Regions from separate parts of the Mus musculus genome. Here region 2 is linked to region 1. A link is a loop called in an ENCODE intact Hi-C map of the cell type or tissue named here. Cell type or tissue: left cerebral cortex. All regions are shown on one strand. Links, peaks and the distances in the headings refer to the core of each region. The heading gives the core; the rest is flanking DNA.

What was found. Peaks named below come from ENCODE experiments on the same cell type or tissue, not always from the same donor. Only the 100,000 strongest peaks of a DNase experiment are listed, where the experiment ranks them.
Region 2: it touches region 1 in a loop (5-fold over the local background); 2 of 42 quality-filtered maps call a loop at or near these places.

The regions. Positions count from the first base shown.
Region 1 is chr3:85,182,872-85,193,424 of GRCm38, reverse strand. No RefSeq gene overlaps it. Among named protein-coding and RNA genes, the nearest start is that of Gm31096, 66 kb to the right of the region's middle. In left cerebral cortex, for the core only: no CTCF peak of the experiment used is centred there; DNase peaks (open chromatin) are centred at 7,062, 7,160, 8,221, 9,060 and 5 more places; H3K4me3 peaks cover 490 bases; H3K27ac peaks cover 5,668 bases.
Region 2 is chr3:84,946,391-84,956,943 of GRCm38, reverse strand. Fbxw7 (F-box and WD-40 domain protein 7) reads right to left here. Exons shown (of 14, transcript NM_001177773.1): 5 at 1,987-2,069. Among named protein-coding and RNA genes, the nearest start is that of Gm30944, 71 kb to the left of the region's middle. In left cerebral cortex, for the core only: no CTCF peak of the experiment used is centred there; DNase peaks (open chromatin) are centred at 3,258, 3,466, 4,069, 4,714 and 2 more places; H3K4me3 peaks cover 4,432 bases; H3K27ac peaks cover 5,324 bases.

The DNA of each region.
Region 1 (10,553 bases), core at 1,464-9,463:
TCAAGCTCAGATATGCATTAAAATCTCTCTAATATCTGCTAATTTGCTTCATATCCATCCATCTTGAAATTCTTTTCTTCGGTGAAGCCATTAATTCAGTCCTTACCCGAGTGAAGGTAGCTTAGGTTTTCTGTTGCCATGATAAAACACCATGACCAAAAGCAACTCGGCGAGGAAAGAGGTTATTTCAGCTTTTTGTTGTACTCTACCACATAGGGAAACCAGGGCAGGAAGCTGGAGGCAGGAAGGGAAGCCGAAGCTATGGAAGAACACTGCTTAACAACTTGCTCTTCATGGCTTTCTCAGAATGTTTTCTTATACCACCCAGGGCAACCTGCCCAGGTTTGGTACCTTCCACAGTGAGCTGAGCCTTCCCACGTCAATCAATATTCAGGAAAATGCTCCAAAGGCTTGCTAAAGGCCAACCTTGTGAAGGCATTTTCTCAGTTGGGGGTCCCTCCTTTTAGATGACTATAGCTCGTGTCAAACTGACACAAGCCAAGCTAGCACAGGAGGTCTCTGAGAAGAACTCCTTATACTGTTGCTGTTGTAGATTTGGTCTAATGCTGCTTATATTATGTTAATTTTGGCCCCCGAATTGCACGAGAATCCCCCCTGTCCACACATCAGATTTTGAGGGACCCTTTCCCCAGTTGGTTTTGACTGGTAAATAAAGTTGCCGGTGGCCAATGACTGGAGAGGGAGCCAGAGGCAGGACTTTAGGATTCCTGGACAAGGGGCTGAGGAGGAACAGGAAGAGACAGTCATCATGCCAGGAAAGGAGAGGAGGCCACACCTGAGAGGTGCCAAACAGAGAACATAACTGTCATGTAGGTGCACTCGGTCCAAGAGGGCTGGGTCCAGCGCAGCCAAGATGAAATATAGGTTTTAGTGAGTAAGTAATAACTCAGAAATATTGGAGGGGAGAGTGTTAGCTACATGGAGTTTTGGAAGTGGCCCAACCACTGAGCTGTTTAAGGAATATGCGCACACTCGCGCACGCACACACACACACTTCATTTGAGAACCCAGAACGTTGGGGCAGGTAGCGAGGACCTCCGTGATGCTGCCAGATCGATTTGGAAACTGCAACAGCCACTCTCACTCAGCCTTGACGAGGATTGTGGGACCCCAGCCCCCTCATCTCCCCTCTTTCCACATCCTAAGCATGAGGTGAATGGTTTTACTCTATCACTGGCTCTGGCTGTGATGTGCCATCCACAGGCAAAGCAACAGTCATGACTCAAAACCTCTCAAGCCACGAACCAAAGGAATGTTAGAGATTGACTTTTTTTGAGTCCATGTTGCAGTCACAGAAAGCCGAGCCACACATATCAAGCATGCTCTAAGTGCAAACACACACACACACACACAGAGGGAGAGAGAGAGGGAGAGATGGCTGCCTAGTGTTGCCATAAATTATTTAACCAAGTGCCTATGGATTGTTTCTTTATGTCCTTTACCATTATAACTAGCACTGAAATAAATATTCTTATACAAACTTTTGGCTGTGTCTCTGATTATTTTCTAAAAACATTTCCCAGGGTTGGCATTATTGGGTCAAGGGAATCTACATTTTAAGTTTTTCATCCACAGCCCCAAAAAGCCCTCTGAAATTATATTGTGCCAACTTAAATGATTGCAAACAACTCTGGAAGAGCCAACCTGGGAAGGCTGTACAAGTCATTCCAAAGAGAAAACATGGCCATTGGCACTGGAGGAGACTGGGAAAGCAGAAATAGCTGCTCCATGCTGGCCGGGGACACCAGGTGTGGGAATCACACCTCCCAAGCTGTGAGAACTGATCTGTTGTCTAGAGAGAAGGAGTTTCAGAGTCAGTTTACTTGAGGGTCATCTGACAAAGGCAAGCGAGGTCAAGGCCTCTAGGGTAGGGAGTTTGTTTTCACCTGACCTTCTTTACCCAAGGCCAAGTGTGAGGTGAGCAACACGGAAGGTCAGTCAAGGCTCCTCTATGCGCCGTTTCCTTGGGAGATGGTTCCAACCAATCAAGTGAGGTACATGGCAGGAGAGAGAGGGACAGAAAAGTTGGGGTACCAATGTGAGAGAAAGAAGAGGAGGAAAGGGAGGAAGAAGACAAGAAAGAAAAAGGATAGCAATGAAGGGATCAGAGAGGAGGAGCCTAGAACCAGGGCCCGAGTAGTTTCATTCCAAGCGGAGTCCCTAGCCCTAGCCCTAATGACCAGGAACAGTGAGTAAGTGCAGGAAGTGAACAAATGCCAGAGACCAACTTCTCCCTCATGGGCCAAGGAAACTAGCCAAAAGTTCAAGAATCCCACCACAGAACCAACAACAGAACCAAATGGTGAAGAGCAGCCGGCCTGCATTCATACCTTGGCAGAAATGTAACATGAGTATCTGCCTAGGGGTTCATAAATTCAATACAAGGAAATGATAGGCAAAATCCAAGAGGCCGTAGGGTATAGACTTTCAATTGATTATTGATTGATAAGAACGGTCACATTAGTGACAGCTAACTTCCAGCTCTCCCTCTGCCCCTGTGGTGCTAAATAACCTAATCCTCTTGACATATGCATGCAGCTCATATTGGGTGTCAAGAGATGGCTAGGGTGACCCACTCTGTCCTCTAGGGCCCCAATGCTAACCCCACTCCCTATGAGGTTGTTCCCATCCTGCCTCCAACTGCAGATGACAAGCCTCACACCCACGGTGCAGGCATGCAGTAACCAAAGCTTGGGCAGAGTCCTGGAAACCAGAAGGCCAAGAGAAGTACCTTTACTCTTAGTTTGCCTCTGGATCTTTCAACTTAGGGATTCCATCAGCCTGGAAGACTCCTCCAAGCTTCAACACTCCAGGCTCTCCCCACTGCTGCCTTCTCAGGGTGATCTTCCCTTTGACCCTGTATTCCCATTAGATCTCTTCTCTCGGTATCCTCTGCTACCCTCTGATGTGTACGTGTGTGTGTGTGTGTGTGTGTGTGTGTGTGTGTGTGTGTGTGTGTCTGGTGTATGCACTGATGTCTTTACTCTCTGCCTCCCCCATCACAAGAGAGGCATTGAGTCAAGAGTATGCCCTGTTTGTTTCCTGGATCTGGTTGCACCCATTCCTCAGGTCCTATCATTTAGCTTCTCTATATTTAAGAGGTTCCAAGCTCCAGCATGCAGTTTGACTTAAGTAAAAGATAAATTCCCGCATGAGGGGCCTGGGGGAGAGGCAGGCAGAGAGTCTGGAGAGTCAGCCTGGGATGGTAAGGCACGGAGCTGGCCCCAGACCCTGGTCAGCATGGGAAGAAGTGATACTATGGCAAGATATCCCTGTGCTGGACACTCTATGCTCTCCTGGAAGCTTCAATAACTCAATAATTTATAAACTTCGCCAACTGCTCTCTGCCTCTCCTGCAATATTCAGTGCCCCGGGGGATGAACTGAGGCTGAGTCACGAGTTCCCAAGTCAGCTTTCACTTCCATAGGAGGAAGGAACATTGGGAACTTTAAAACTAGACAGACAGGGAATTCCTCCAGAATTGCCGAAGGACTGGATGCTAGAAACAAACACTGGCTGGGAGCAGCTAAACAGTGCATCGCTGGAAGCCGCCCCTTTCCCAGATACTGATGGAGGCTCTGTAACACGATCTGACAGCAGGTAACATCTATACTCCGCAAGGGACTCTGGACATTCACTCTTCTGCCAGGCCTGGTACACAGCTAGTACATGTTTTTTAAACCACAAATAGGTAAAAACAAAACAAAAACAAAAACCAAACAAACAAACAAACATCTTCAAATCACAGCCACTTTTTAAAAAAAATTCTAAGCCTACAAAGAATATTCATTCCTTTTGAGACTGGAGAGATGACTCAGAGGTTAAGAGCACTGAATGGTCTTCCAGAGGTCCTGAGTTCAATTCCTAGCAACCACATGGTGGCTCACAACTATTATAATAATGGGATCCAATGTCCTCTTTCACAACCATTTGTGATGAGATCTGATGTCCTCTTCTGATATGTCTGAGGACAGCTACAGTGCACTCATATACATTAAATAAATAAATCTTTAAACACACACAAAAGTAGCCAACACCTGGAGGTCCAGCTGTCAAAGGTGACGGATGGAGAGGCCTGGGATGGTGGCTCATGAGGGTCACCTGTGAGAAATTCATGTGTGGGAGTGGAGGGATTGCCACCGGAGCCAGGAGGCAGCCAAAGCCCAGCTTTCCACTGGGAGGCTGTCACCCGGAGGGCTCTGCCTTCCTAAACCAGAGTAACCAGCTGCTTTCCTGAACACTGTCACAGTGCTTATGGGATTTGTTTCTCTTTGGCAGCCTCTCCTGAGGAGAGATCAATGAGCCCGAGTCTGCCTTCAAAAGGACGGGCTCTGTTTTCTTCTGAGGAACGGAGAAGAGACGCTGGTACATTCTTCATGCTCCTCCTGTCAAGGTTGTAGAGAATTAATGTTTCCTTCAACAGTCACCCTAGGGTAGTCCCTAAAATAAGGCGCAGGGCAATGCAGAAAACGCCACAACCCGTTTGTGGGCCTTAGTGAAAAAGAAGTCAAGTCTGTGACATTAACACACATGTCGTTATATGAACGCAGCCAGTTCCTCACCTGCTGCTCTGAGGAGTTGCTGGCATTTCTGGCTGCCACAGAAAACAGGTGATCACTGACAGAGAGCACCAGCCTAGCCTTTGGCCCCTTGCTGCCTCCATAGCCCCGCTCCAGGATGCCAGACCAAAGACCCTTAAGCCATCCTCAAAGGATAAGCCTCCACCCTTTTTTTTAAGCTCTCAGGATACAGGCTCGCCTACTCTTCCTCTCCACCACCCACTCTTCTCCGTGCAGGCTTCTGGTTCCACCCACCTCTGTCCTGAGGGAGCCTCAGGAAAGAGCCCTGGGGCCTCCTCAGCCACCTCAGCACGTGACAGGAATCTATCCTCCCTCAGCTTCCTGGCAAGAAGCTCTTAGTGGCAGTTTCTCTCTTTTTCAGGTGTCTGTCTCTCTCCCTGGGAGTCTGCTCTCAGCTCCCCTCCCTTCCACATTGCCCTCACTCTGTCTCCTCACGACTGGTGGCTCCAGGAAGAGGGTCCTCACAGCCACTACCTTTCCATCATTATCAGCCCCGACCTTAGCTCCCCAGGGACATCCTGACTCAGGTATCTCCTGCAAAGCTACAAATCAGCTGTTCTCTCTGTCCCTCCTCCACTCTCAGAGTTAGCGATGTCCCTGGTAGAGCTGTTGGCCTTATTTTTCAAATCCAACCACTTGCCAAATCTTTGCAACACCACCTTCCTTCCATCCTTATCAAATGTGCAATGTCTGCTCTTGCAGACCGTTGCCAGGTCATCTAATACCCTCTGGGGTGCTCACATCACCCCTATACTCTATATTCTGTAGTCTATTGAGGGTACTCTCGAAGTTTGCTTGGGAGACACTAATTTATCTCTCCCTGGCTCTAAAACCTGCAATGGCTCCCATGACTGATAAATTTCCTGCTGCTGAGCAGGGAATTTAAACTCTTTGTAATCCAAGGTTCTCTTTTATTTTGTCTTTCTGGAGCTGTTCTTCAGTGTCATTTAAATTCCCACTAGTCTTCCCATCTTTTGCCAAACAGGCAGTTTCTCTTATTTGCATCTATCAGCATCCTGCCTTTTCTTTAAGGCGCACCTCAAAATGCCACTTCTACCTGGAAGCCTTCCTGGGTTCTCCTAACCAAGTCCCCTTTCCCTGGTTCACTAGGTTTCGCTAGCCACGGCCACTATACACTGGCTCACCACGTCTGCTACCACGAGTGCTGGGAAACACCAGTTCAAAGCAGATACTCAGAAGCTATGGAAATGTGTTTTCTTCACACCAGGAGCACAGATCACGGGTCGAAAAAATTCAAGGGGCTTAGGAAAGCTGGCGAAGGGGGAGGCAGACTGAAGCTAGGCAGAGTGGCTGCTGTCAGCAAGGCTGTCTTCCTGTAACTGTATCCCCAGGGACCACAGGTACCTCTGCTCAATCTCTCTCTCTCTCTCTCTCTCTCTCTCTCTCTCTCTCTCTCTCTCTCTCTCTCTGTGGTCACTCAGGATATGATTACTGGCATTAGATGCAAGCACATGTTTCTGATCCATTAGTCTGAGTGAGGCTGAGAAACTGAAAAGGGGGCCACCAGGGTATTGCTGTGATTGCTGGCTGGGTTGGTCTAGTTACCACCTCAAAGAGGAGTGAGGTGGAGGAGAGGAAGGATCTAGCAGATGGGGGGGGGGGGTTACGGAAGCAGAGGGAGATGAGAAAAACACAGGGCACCATCCTGGAGGCAGGAGGACGTTCCCTTAAACTGTTATAATTGTTATAATATGGAGGGTGGAGGTGGGGTGCACATGGGTCCCGGACACACATAGGCACCCACCCACAAAGCAACCCGGAGGCTCAGGCTTCTTCTCCCCCACAGGGGGTTGGCCATCAGCCTGACAACCCTAGCGAGCATTGTTGCTCCGGTATACAGTAGCCCACGCAGCATAAATCTGTCTCCCACGCAGGAACAGCCTGAACAGGAGGCTACAGCCCGGTAATGAAGACGTGAACCGCTGAAATGCCGTGTCAGATGGCGGCGGTGACATCTGAAAGCCGTAATTTGCTGCTCGGCATATTTTTGTTCCAGGTACCAGAGCCTGCACAAACGCTGTCGCGTCTCTCCCGAGGCAGCCGCTCTGCTCTCCAGCCTGGCTCTGGGCCAGGTGGTCTTGGCCTTGCCAACAGGTTTCTTTGGTGGAGAGCTCAAGAAGTCTTTGCTTGGATCGTCTGACCAAGCAGAAACCGGGGAGTACCATGAGGTTAAAAGCACCCCTTACTCCCCAAAGTGCAGGTCGCTTGAACCGCCCGTATCCCCTCACCCCAATCTAGTGACCTGACTTCTTAAAGGGTGACTTATAAGGGATCAAAATAATTTTAGCCATGCCAAGGCTGGAGGGCTCTTAAAAAGGAAAGATTACTACAAGCAAGGCACAAGAAACACAGATCTGTTGTTCAGAGCGGCTCGCTCCTTTTTCAATCAGCAGCTTCTCCATTCTTTCTTTCTCTCTTGGTTGATACCTTCCCAGAAGCCCAGCCAAGCAGACAAGCAATTTCTATAAGTATAGGCCTTCAAATGAAAGGTTGTCCTTTGAGCCCTCACTGGCTACCTGGCACTTCAGTGGAATCAGTACCCGTGTTCTAGCCTCTGTCTGTAAGCGAAGAGGGATCTCCCACGGGCACACTCAGGCTATGCTTAAACCACAGGAACTGGGAGATTCACGGTCTGGGCCTAGAGTGGGGCCTTTCACAGCTTAATCCTCCCAGCTGGGCCTCAGCTCCGCAAGCCGCGCATACATCTGTTGACCCGCTGCTCTCTGGATGGCCTCCCTGCCAGGCTCGCTGGAGTGGGCGGAGAGGATAAAGTGACAGTGAACAACAGGAGTCTCAGCTCCTGGCCTGGGTTCCTGAGAGCACAGGCTGCAAAGCAGGCTTAACAGCCTCCAGAAACGCCCGCCCGGAGGGGCAGGGGCAGGACAAGACCTCTTTCACTTAAGTGGAGGGTTTACCTCAAGGACAGGATCTCAAGGACTCCTAGGTGCTCGGTGTAGAATCACCCTGAGACTGGGAGGCACTCTGTAAATGCTTCCCTGGAAAACTTCCGTTGGGCAAACTACTGGGACCAGCAGGTTATTCATCTCCCACAGCATGGTGGTCCAAAGGCAACAGGGAGCAGGCAACAGACTTCTCCACACCCAGAAAAGCCCGCTGTCACCTTCGCTGCTCACGGGCACACTGTCCAACACTGGCTCTTTGAACCACAAACATTTTCTCACCTAGCCAACAGCATAACCCACTTCATAAACTGTGATCATGGGGTCACGCGGAGAGATGATAGAAGACTCGCTTGTTAAATGCAACGTTTTAGGGTTGTTTTTTCCCACTCCTGTATCATTGAGATTAAATTTATGTGTTTTGCTGAAATTCACCTTTTTTATACCTCATTCTTCCACTCCTATGAACGCATGCTTTCATGTAAATTGCATTACAATCAAGATAGAAAACATTTCTACAGTCCCCAGAAGTTCCCGCACGCCCCTTTCTAATCAATCCTGACCCCTCAGCCCCAGCTCCAGGCAGCACTGATCTATTTTCTGTCCCTATGGTTTCCGCTTCTTTCCAGAATGGCACATAAATAGAACCGTACAGTATGTGTACGGCTTCCTGAGTCAGGCTTCGTTCACTTAGCATGATCCATGACTGTGTTAGTAACGTGTTTTCTCTCATCGCTAAGAAGCATGCAGGTATCTGTCACCCATTAACCAGCTGAAGGACGTCTGGATTGCTTCCAGTTTGGGGTGATTATGAGCAAAGTCAGAGTGAACACCCAAACTCGGGGGTTGGTGCGATTGGAAGTTATCATTTCAGTAAATAGCCTGAGCCAGATTGGCTGGTATCAGTGCATTCATAGCTTTGAAAAGTAACTGCCAAACTGTTTTCCAAAACAATCGCAATTTATTCCCACCGGCAGCATAGCTATGATTGTTCCATGGTCCCGTGTTTTTCTGACATGGTTGCAGCTTCTTGTTTGATTGCTATTTTCATGGGTAACTAGCTGTAATTAATTGTAGTGGTATTTTAGTTGTATATCAACAGCGATGCCAAACCCTTTTGTGTGCATACTTACCATCTATATGGCTTCTCTGATAACACATCTGTTAAGATGGTTTGCCTGCATTTTATAGAGCAGTCTGGTTTTTACTTACTACCAAACTGTGAGATTTCCATCTACACACAAGCTCTTTCCCAGATATGTGATTTACAGATGTTTTCTCCACATGTTATTTTTCTTATTCTCTTTATTTTTGGTGTTGTTTTCCATTTCCTTTATTTTTTATTTCTTGAAGAAAAAAAAAGTAAGTTTTTATCAAATCAAGTCTAGTTTATCAGTTAGATAATCTCTTTGGTTTGTATCCAAGAACTCACTGCTTAAGTCAGAACCACGGAGATTTTTCTCCTGAGTGTTTTATAGCAGTCTGTGTCAATGCTGTCTTCTCCTCTGTTTATGTTTATGTAACCCCGCCCACACCACGCTCAACAGTCTGTCCTTCCCTGTATCCAGAGTCTGCTGCCAGTGTGTGCATAGCATTCTCTGGGACTCCCTGCCCTGTTCAATTGATCTAAATGCCTGTCCTTTCTACAGCCTATCCTTTCTGCAGCATGGTTCTCATCATTCCTGTGATAAACGCCTCGGAGTTAAGAGAACGGACTCTTCACCATGAGCCTGTCTCTCATTGGTTGCTTCCTTAAGCTAATTTCCATAATGGTCTCCCAACCATCTTCATGATTTCTATTGGAGAAATGATTTGCTCCCAGGTTGGAGGAGAGCATCTTCGTCCAAGGGGAGTTCACAGTGGGTAGACACGGTGGATCTCTATTTGTATCAGTTTTTTTTTTCACCAAAATCTTATACTTAAAGCAATACAGATCTTTAACACTTTTAAAAACTTTTAATGTGTATCCAGTGCTCTGAGGGGTGCTATTGTAAATGGCACTTTAACTGCAATCGCATTTACTGAATTTCACCGGGTGAGTGTTGGGTGCTTTTGCAGAGAAATGTAGCTGCTTCGCTGGGTCGCTCCTCGATCCAGAGCTGATTACCTCCATTAGTAATTCTATCAGCATTGAAAATCGATGACTCGAAGGTTTCCGAGATCGATTGGTATGATATTACAAGAAGAGACTTTAAAAACTACGCGCAATTTTTTTTCTTGTCTTATCACACACTGCCTAGAACTTCCACAGCTGTTCGGATTTAACTTGTAGGAAGGATTCCCTCCCACCCTGTGTGTGTCTTGAGGGACCTTGCTTAGCTGCTCACCTCTGAGCATCCTGATGGCTGCAGGCATTTTCAACATGCCTTTACAGATGGGGAAGCCTAGTTTGCTGGCCATTTTACTTGTCCTTCTGGTTGTTTGCTTGCTTGTTTGTTTGTTTGTTTGTTTATCATGAATGGATTTTAAATCTATCTGCTGAGATGATCACAGAGTTCTTCCTCTGTAGTCTGTTTATAATGGAGAATTACACTGACCAGTTCTTAAAATGCTTAATCACCACTATATCCCAGATTACAATGCCTACATTCTAAGTGTTCTTGATGAGAATATATAATGTGCTATTTTAGGGGATCAGCCTGCGGAGATCACTCGGGACAGGTTAGGTTGGTAGAGAGGGTCGTCCCATCATGTCTCCTCACTGATTTTGCTCTATGTTCATTAGGCTGATCTAGTTAGTGCTGAGATGGGAGTGTTGAAATCTCTGATTACAATTACCTATCTCTTTTCATCTTTGTTAGTTTTTGTTTCTGTGTTTTGAAGTGTTGATATTAAGTTGGAGCTGCTGTCTTGTGTCTATTTCCCCTTGTTCCATCTGCTGCATCTTTGTTCTCTTCTCCCTGACACTGCATAGCTTGTCCTCCATCTTATTATCTAGCATTGACATCATTTTACTTTTGAAATTTATAGCACCGACTGGAACTAATTACAGCCTATACTCAAATAATAGAAAGCATTGCACCTAAGTGTC
Region 2 (10,553 bases), core at 1,119-9,118, 240 kb after region 1:
AAGCTACATAGTGAATTCTAAGTCAGGCTGGGTTACAGTGAATTTGTTTACAAAACAAACAAAAAAAAACCAACAAAAAAACCCCAACAAAACAAAACCAAAAAGAAAAGAATTAAAAAAGAAACACAAAGAGCACATGTAACCTGTACCATAACAACTGATTTTCAACCTCTGACAAATCGCTAATGAAGAAACTCTTAATTTTTTAAAACGGTACATAAATCACTATTTTATAGAAAAATCTTTATGCCTGCACCCTTTGAATTTTTTAATATTTATTTACAACAATCTCTAATATTCAACTAGCAAATCAATCTTTCCTTCATTCAAATCCAAAAGCAAATTCAGTTTCTTTTTCTCCAAAATAAAACAGGCTGTGTTAATAGTTAAAGTCTCCTAAGGAGGCAGGAGAATACAAAATGAGTTTTATCTTATTACCTGTCAAAAAAAAACCTGTCAGAATCATTACTGAATATCAAACATATATGTTACTAACTGACAAAATTGTGTCAAAGACATGGAAATAAATATGTATTGACTCTAATTCTCCTTTAGTAGGATTCCTTGTTAAAAGGCTGTTGCTGTCTTGATATAAAAAGTAGGCAACAAAAATTTTATGAGAATGTGTTCTGTACCAAAAGTTTTATTCTAAAACAGCTGATCATTTAATACTTTTGTTTTGGTATTGTCTTTAATAGAAGACCAAAATAATGTGAACAGACTGAAATCTGTGCATTAAAAAAATTACATTTACAATTAGTTTAACATCAAACAACTTCCTCATCTGAGAAATATATCATCAAGGTTAGAAGGAAAACCAAAATGACGTGAATATTTGCGGTGTCTCTCTATCCCTCCACACCCTCTGGTGGAAGCAAGCGCCCAACAGTGAAATTGTCAGACAGCAGAGGGGAGGGGAGAAGGGCTGTACAGAGAACGAAGCTTTCTTCATCTCTTTAGCATCATCTTGCCAGAGCTTTCTGTATGTAAAGTTATCCTAAGCAGTATGATTCCTTGATTACCCAGGAGCATTAAATATATTTCCACAATTGAACAAAATAAAAACAAACTGTATGTATGGGGTGTGTGACAATTTGTAATGATGTTTTAGAAAATCTTGTATCTAGGCAATGTTAATTTTATTCTGTTTCACAGAATAAAAATAACTAAATCAAAATTTTTTTTTTTAAAAAAAGATCCTAACCATAATGTCCTTGGAATTTCTACTGTTCACTCTGACCAGTTATTCAATAAAAGTGACAGTTATACAAAAGTGGGGGAGGGGACCACAGAGTTCTTAGATACTTTTGTCATTTAAATGTTAAAATTCAGCATTTCAAGTGACATCCAAAACCATGTTTAATTGGCTGGGAAATGAGATATTGTGCTTAAGTTAGTCTAATTAGCGTGAGAGTGGGCAAAGTTTTATACTGACGCAAAATCCAAAAATGATGGAGTGAAGAAGGAAACAAGACTACAATTGTATTTAGTTGTTATGGAAACTATTCTACAAGTGTAGAAATGTATGTGTTAAAACATAAAACCCATCATGCCAATAAATGGGGATTTCTAATACATTCATTCCATGAAGTAAGTTTTAGTAACCGGGAGATTTACCTCACTGCTAATAAATTTATCTTCGATTTGGTATATGAAAGTAGCTACCCTAAAACAGCAGTTGCTATAGTAACCAGAGACATTTCCTCGCGGTTTACTGTTTAGAAGTCCTTAAAATTGTGACTTTGCAATCTTGTTTAAAGAACTCCAGCATGTGTCTCCCATCAGAGTATCAGTGAGAAAGTCCAAGATGGACAGTGCCAGCCCTTCTGCTTGGGTTGAGCCTCATGCCCTTCCCCGTTTCTGTAATGTTAAAACACATTTCAACAACCAACAACACTGAATACAGTAGCACTATTATTCTTCGAAAACAAATTCAAAGAAATGTTTCCAGATGACATGCCCGCCTACCCCTCTATTCAACGTTACCTGGTATAATCTGAGACTTTGCATGGTTTCTTTCCCAAAGAAAAGGAACGAACTTCAGAACCATGGTCCAACTTTCTTTTCATCTATAAAGTAAAACAGATAAAATAAAAAAAATTACTTGGTCCATTATCAGACTTTGAGTTTGCATGCTAATATTTAAAAACTGTTAAATTTTCATGTGTCTAAAATGATGATTATTAGTAGGTTAATCAGAAAATATATTACGCAGTTTTTCCTATTTGCTTTACTCTTATGGACTGGATAGGTAATGTTCCCTTAGTATTCTACTGGGAAGAGCAGTGTTAGGTGAGGGACTAATATTTACCATGCCCTTAGAATGTTATATACTTTTCATTTTTCAGTTTAATAACAAGAAAAAATTTATTAGCACACATAGAAAATAACTGTATTTAGTATGTCTTCCTTACTAATCATTTTTCTTTAAAAATAGTAAGATAAAAATTTTAAATTTCACAACCAGAAATATGAATAACTGAATTTTAAGCATTCATATCATTATACAAAGGTAGAGAGCAAAATAAGCTAATCTTGAATAGTGATTAAAATAAAGAAGAGTTTAGCAAGGATAACAGAGACAGTTAAAAAGAGTAAATCCCTAATAGCAGGCAATCTGTATCTGCCACAGTAAAGCTGAAGGAAAAAAATCATCAACTGCTACATACAGAATACGCAGGAAAAAATACTCTTGAAACAACGAAATGATTGTAAAAGAATGAGTTATGACTAAGACATATGATATATGAGACATGTCTAACATGTACATCTTAAAGGTTTCTCACTATTCCATGTTGTGCTATCAATACATTCAAAATTGCATTTGTCAATGTCAATATTGAAATATTTATTTTTGTATTTCACTATCAATTAACGTAGGTCATCTGAGTATATGTATACAAAATAAAATCTGTTAAGGTTCAACTTTTCCTATTTCAACAGCTTCTCTTGGATTTGCAGGGTCTCACTAGCTACTGTATTACTGCATGTTATGGGGAGATAGCTATCTTCATTTTTATAGTAAGCTGGAACCCCTATTTTGCAGTAGGCTCATTTTCCTACCTATTGCTTCACACAGGAACACATGGAACATAGTATATACACTGTAAATACTAAAAGGCATTAAAAAGATTCAAACTCTGGGATGGGATAGCAAGGACTTGTTATCGTGAAGAAAGTGTCCCAGTCAACACTGGGTCATCTGTGGCTGCGAAGGTTCAAGAAGCTTATGCACAATTTATACTTTAGTGAAATACCTACTGTGGGAAACAGAATTGGCCTGCTTTCTTCCCTCTGGAAGTTTCTATACTCACTTCATTTTTAAAAGATAATCTCCAAATATATTATTTTTTCTCTTTGTAAATAATCTTATCAGAAAACAAAAAATATAGAAGCTGTAATGCACAGGGAGCCATGTGCTTCCACGTGTAGAATTCAGATACTCAGACATGTACCTACACACAAATGAATCCATCAGGAAGGGCAGCCAGTACAGAGCTTGGTAACTTTCGCAGATGATTTTCCTGATCATTATGGGAGTCTCTGACACTCATCTGAATTAAGTCAGTAATGCTGGCTCTCAGAACTTCCCAGAACGCCTTGTAAATATGCTGGTACAAATGACATCTAATTGCCACTAAAAGCAAACTTTATTTCCATCTAGAATCTTTCAATGAATAAAATATTTAAAACATATATCACAGAATTCACTGAGAAGGGTTTATGTTTAAATTATTTTACAAAACAAAGCATCTTCTGAATGACTGTGGAAATCTTTTAAATACTGTAATGTTAACTGAAAATACTGACTTTATAACCAAAAATTAATTGGGTAATTTTTTTAAGATACCACAAGTAGTCCAATCTCTTCAAACATAAACCCTACACGTTTCAGTGACTACACTCCAAGAGTTAACTAAGGAACACATACGTATGACTATGGTACAGGAAAACTGAACAGAAAGGTTCACGGAAAGCCAAGTGAGGCTGAGTATTTCCAGGTCAGCATTTAACGGAGCTACATTTCTGGAGTCTCAGATACGTTTTCAGTGAAAAAATCTCAGATGGAAATGTACATTTTATTTTAAAGCTTCCCCCAGCTCACACCATCGCTCCATACTTGCTTACAACAGTCATGAAATAAAGCAGAATACCAGAATCCAACCACCCACCAAAATTAGAGGATGCTGCAGCCATCTCTGATGATACAGATTTTCCTTCTCAGGCACACACACACACACACACACACACACACACACACACACACACAACCACACAGCACAGGAAGAAAACAGATTACTTACTTTGTAAAAAATCATTTTTAATGTGCCGTAGAAACCCATATTTTCTGTATTTTTCCCCTTCAGGGATTCTGTGCCCCCGTGTGTCCGGCTGCTTGGCAGTCTCTGACAATATAACCCCTTTTCAGGTAGGTATGTCACAGATTCTAACGTGGACATGCTCAGGCACGCCAGAAAAGGAAGATTAGGCAGCGGAACCGGCAGCAAAACTCCCCAGCACCAGCAGACGCAGCTCAGAACCAGAACGCTGCTCGGGACGCACACACGCATGCAGCTCCACTGAGGAGAACTCGGGGAATAATGAGCGAGAACCCACAAGATTATTGGAGGAGACTATGCCCTGTCAAAGCCTTGACTGAACAGATTCCTCCCTCAGCAGCAGAGGGATCAGATTACATCTTCCCTTGAACACAGAATGGTGCAGTCCAGGGTTCAGCAATGCAGACTGCACATCAATTATATGGTGATCTGCTCCAGGGAGCCCGTAAGCACACAACGCACTGAACAGAGGGCGGACGTGGGCAGCAGAGACCGCCCCCACACCACAGCCCCTCTCCCCTTCCAAACTTTCAGGAGATTATTTTTGTGTTTTGTAAAACCCACATTTTTGACGAGATTTAAATAGCAATCAGCATTACCACAAATAAGTCCTTCCAGAAAGAAACATTTTGGAAATGAAATGTATTTGGGTAACCCCCACCCCCAACAGAGGCGAAGCAGGCTACTTTCATTACTGTCATCCTACTGGATAGACTTGGCAGAGGCTGACTATATTCTTCAAGTAGCTTGGGCAGTGTGATATGGGCAATTCCAAAGGGAAAAATTAAGTATTCTTGGGGGAACTGACAACAAAGTAAACCAGTTTGGAGCAAAAGGTTCTTTTACAGAAATTATGTAATAAAAGATAAATTTCACCTGATTGTCTCTTATATTATGATTTAGTAAAATTATTTCTTAAGCTTTACCACACATTATTTTAAAATATAGTTTTCAAGATAACTGCCAGTGATTCTCGGGAACAAGAAGGGTTACCCTTAAAGATGAACCACTTCTACCTAATGCATGTTTGTATCAAGGCTACTTTCTCCATGTGCTCCGTGCTCACTTGGGAATCCCCTGACATTCACTCACCCTGGGCCAACAAGAGGTGGTAGACTTTTACCTCAAAAATGATTGTGGCAATGCACATTGCTTAGCATTAAAAAAGAATTTTATGTAATAATAAAGAAACTAACTTTGCCTAAAGGCAACCTTTCTCATAGAATGATTATGTACAAATTTAGGTATTCATCTTGCAACTTGCTACACAACTGCCCTTGGAAGTGGTGATAAGACTTCTTGGATAAGAAAGCTATTATCTAGTGCCCAGTTAATTAACTCCTATCCTCCCCACTAATGTTCTTTATTACAAGTAAGCTATGTGCCCATAGTTACTTAGAGCACTTAGTTTCTTTAGAAAATAGATTCCTACTATTTGAACAATATATTTTAGTAGTTCTGCATGGTAATGGAATATTACATGAAATATCAATTTTTAAAATGTTTACCATTATAAACATGACATTCAATGTAATACTGTTTACTTCCACATGTAAATTTTATGAAGATGCACATCTTAGATTCTCTCCAAGAAATTATGTTCTACTGTCTATTATCTTCTCAAACATTTACCTAATTCTTATGTCACCCCCCATCAGACACAATATGTACATACATGCTCAACAAAAGTTATTTTTCCTATCAATCAATTCACTCTCTGCAAAGGGAAGTTCTTTTTAAATTGAAACTTCTTGCTTTGGGGGCGAGGGTGTGTCCAATATTTGGGAAAATATACAGACCCTTATTAACTAGTTGCTTCAAGATCAGGGGTTGTGGGGTGGGGGCAGCAAATATGGAGTTCTTGCTTGTTCCAGGCTACTGAAGAATATTAACAAGTAGTTGGACTCTCCTATAGAATTTGTATTGGGTAAGCTTAGTGGGGTGCCAGAGATAGAAATACCTTTATTCAAAGGAGTTCTCATGGTCACATAACTGCTGATTATGGTCATGAAGTTACAAGGAAACTTGCTCATAAAGTTATATGAAAAGGATACACTGGAAAGTCTATACCATCCCACTTCCTTCACTTCCTTCATCTGCCAAGGTGATCACTTAGGAGTGGCCCCTATTAACTTAGCCCTTTAAGTGAAAAATATGTATGGTTATAATTACTAATGATGACTTCCATTTACCAAATATTTAAACAATTCTCCCAATACTTAGTTTACAATGCTAATTTAACTGTAAAGAACTAGCCAAGCAAAACTAGTTAACCAATTTCCTAATCAGATTTCAAAGTAACAAAATAAAAATAAAGATTTTTCCAGCACTCTTTTTTTAAGTAGCATCACTGAAAACCATGCGTCGTATCTCCTTACTACCAGACTCTACATATGACCCAGGCAAAGCAAAGCATTCACATCGTCTGATTTCTGGCTGTCTTAGCTTACAGATGGTCTCAAGCATAAATCATATTTAGGTGTTTTAGTAATATATTTTAAATACTTTTTTCTATCTATATTACACCTGGATGGACAGAAACATGGGACTTTAGCCTATAATCTATGTAGTTCTAAGCTTACTTTGTATTTTATGTCTTATGCTGTAACATCAAGTAGAAGTTCATCAAAAAGATTAGCTGGTGAGTTTCTACTATAGATAAATAAATGCTAATGTCAGTTGTACAAAATTTTAGAATATCTCAACATAGTAAATATGTTTTCATTATAATAAAATAAATTTTCATGCAATTCCAGGTAGGCAATAATTTTCCCATTCTTTTGAAATATTCCTTGTACTAGCAATGCATAAGCATTATTTAAATTAAAACCTATTAGCAAGCTTTAGAGTTGGTTGTATACAAGTGGATGCTGGCTCCAGAAATAAGCAGCACAAAGATGTTTTGAACCAGAGCCCAAGCTCTGGGAGATAATGGCATAGAATGGTTAACCACCGCTAGTCTAAGCAAATGACTCGCTCTGAGCAAACGGCTGGACACCTAGTTGGTTATATACATAAACAAACCAAAACAGTCTACTGTGGATGATGCAAGTGAAGTATGCACATACAGCGAATTGCATCTATCCTCCTTGGCATGACCTTCAGACTCCTGGCTTCCCTACAGCACACAATTACTGTTCCAAGTCATTACTAACTAGTCTTGGTAGTCTTCTGCCACAACAACCTAATGTTATCTCTGTACAACTTTCTCTCTAATAATTACTCCCGGAAGGTTCATACATCACTCAAGTTATCTGTAGGACATCCAGAAAAACATTTATGTAACAAATAACAGTTTTAAACAATTGGCCTTTCAAGCAAGCAGTACAACCATAAGAGTAATTTGGTAATTCAGGCATATGTATGAATATATAAAGTATATGTTTCTTAATATCTACTATACTTAGTATTTCCAAGTTTACTGTAATAGGATTGGTTGTACCATGAATATTATTTTCTTAGTTACCTTGCTAACAGTTAAAAATACATTTCTACCTTATAATAGTAAGAAGATGTGTTTGTATTTTGATGTCAGTGATCTTATTATCATGACAACATTCTACTCTGGAAAAGAACAGGAAACTACCTACCACAGTTAGCTGTCTTGCCCTGAGCAGAATTAGATTAGAGACAGCTCAAATTTTCTACATCAAAGAAAAGAATGCCAAGCATGTGAGGCTGTAACAAACTTTTTGAATCATTACTAACTCGTTGTCATTAACTTTCCTATGGAAAGGCTCCTGACTAAAGTGGAAAGTCAGTGGGAGTGTTCTCTTGCAGGTGCTATCAGCTGGGAAGGAGGTGTGCAGCTCAGCACCCATGCATGCACTACTGCAGTAGGCAAGGCACTGGCTAGTAGGGCATTTCCTACATTCATTAGGAAATTAGCCAGCTCTTAAAATGTGTCAAGCACATGATAGTATATAATTTAAGACTTTTTCTTCGTCTATTAAATGTATAGTAAAATAAGAAAGGACAAGGGCATGGACACACACACACACACACACACACACACCCCACACACAGGGTGGGGAAGCGGAGCTTTTAGAACCCATAATAAAATTAGTTTTAAAAATATCGAACTCTCGTTTTCCAAAATACCCTCCAACTAAACCAACACTATAGTATTAATGCATAGCTACCCAACATTAAACACAATATATAATTTAAAATAAATATGAAAAACACAAAAAGATTTTATACAAAAATTGTAACCATAGTAAATCAAACTGTAAATGAACATAAAGCTCAGACTTTAAAAGTTTTATTTAACTAAATATAACTGTAAAAATAGTATTTATTTATTTTTCTGTAAGTTCAAACTATCTAAAAGCCTCTTTACAGAGAGAGATGCAGCCTCTGGTAATCTGGCACAATCAATTACAAAGTCAATGCAAAGATTATAATATGCACATGTGCACATGTATGTGAATGTACAAAAATATAAATGTCCACACATTCAGAACTTACACACAATAATGAAGGTTAGAGTTTCATTTAACACAGTCACAGAAGAAAATAAAGCTAGAAGTTTTATTTGCTTCTAGGATATATATTTCTGTAGAATTGTCAGGGATTTGGTAGGAAGTCAGCATACCTCACAATATAGTACACACCTGTGCACTAGGCCAACAATCCATGCAAGCTACCCTCAATCTACTAACAAGTATTGCGTTTCTCTATCTCACACTTTAGATCTAAAATACAATACCACTACCTTAAATGTATGTGTTATTAGTTGTTTCCTCTTAAAACTGTACTGTAAACTTATTCTTATATTTTCTGTAAAGAAAATGTCATAAAAATATAAAAGGTTGACTTTAGGAAAAACAAAATAGTAACTAATACACAGTCAAGATGAAATTTACTTTCCTTCAGTGGAAAGCTTACAGCCCAATTTACTATTTTCTTCATCCACGTCTATATTTATTGGAGCTGGCTATGAAGTTCAAATCTACTTGAGAAAAGTTTTCATGTATATGAAATCTTGTGTGTGAATACCAATCTTGTATTCACTTACAAATGTTTAAAATCCTGGAACTAATTTCTTAAATTAGTGATTAGTCATGACAAAGAGGCATCTAAAAAAGCTAAAAACTAAGAAATAAAAGGAGTGTTTTACCTATTGAACCAACAAAACACTTGAGTACCAGGAAGCCATCCATATACCATGGAGTGGACCTGGAGCCATCTAATCTAATCTTTCTTTGTGATGAACTTGAGGCGCAGACTCTGAGGAGTAACTTTGGCTCAAACGTCAGTGTGCCTTCGGCCACTTGGCACATGAGTTGTGTGGGGAATGAGTGGTAGTACTCCTCAGATACTTACATACCCTAAGGGACTGTGAGGACTCTCCGAATGTCTAACAGGTATTAAGTACCCTACAAATGGTAACTGCCATTAATGGTGACAATAGTAAGAACAGGTGTCCTGCCAGGATGTGGGCTCTGTTTCCAGAGCTCAACTTCGCTTTCTAGTTCCCATTACAAGGTAGTGGGTCAAGCTGACAGACATTGCTTTAAAAAAAAAAAAAAGGTGCTCTGCTTTCAGAGGACTGGTTCCCTGGTCATTACAAGCATGCCTCTACTGCAGGTAGGAAGTCTGAGGCAAGTGGCAATGAGGAAAGGATGGCAGACACTGGGTAGAGAAAGCTAGGTTAGAACCCCACCAACTAAGACAAAATTATGCTGGGGAGGAAAAAGGTCCCCTCTGTGAACCAAAATGTAAACTTACAGCCATTACTAACCTGCAGAACTAATAATGGTAAGACTTCTCATCACTGCTCTTAGAGGGTTCATTACATGGTAATCCATGTACTGCCATCGACTGACTCAATTACCTAATGTGGAAGTTACAGTGTTCTTTAATGTATTAGCCAATCTATCTTAATTCATGGGAGAATCCCACAAGCCTTTCTATACAAGGAGAACTTACAGGAATGTATAAGTAGGCATGAGGACTGCTTTGGTTTTTTTGTTTGTTTGTTTCACTTTAGTAATGACTAGTAAGAGGTCTTCCTGTTACAACATACACTCATACCAGAACTGATACATACAAGCAAGTTGTGCTCTTGAACACAGTAGTGGGGGAACAGTCCAGAGAAATTTCCCAACCATTATTAAAATGTTATACTCCTCAATGTATCTCAGGGAAGCAGAGGGGGAACATGACTAATTGATTTCCACTAACAGGACCCTTACTATTCATAAACTC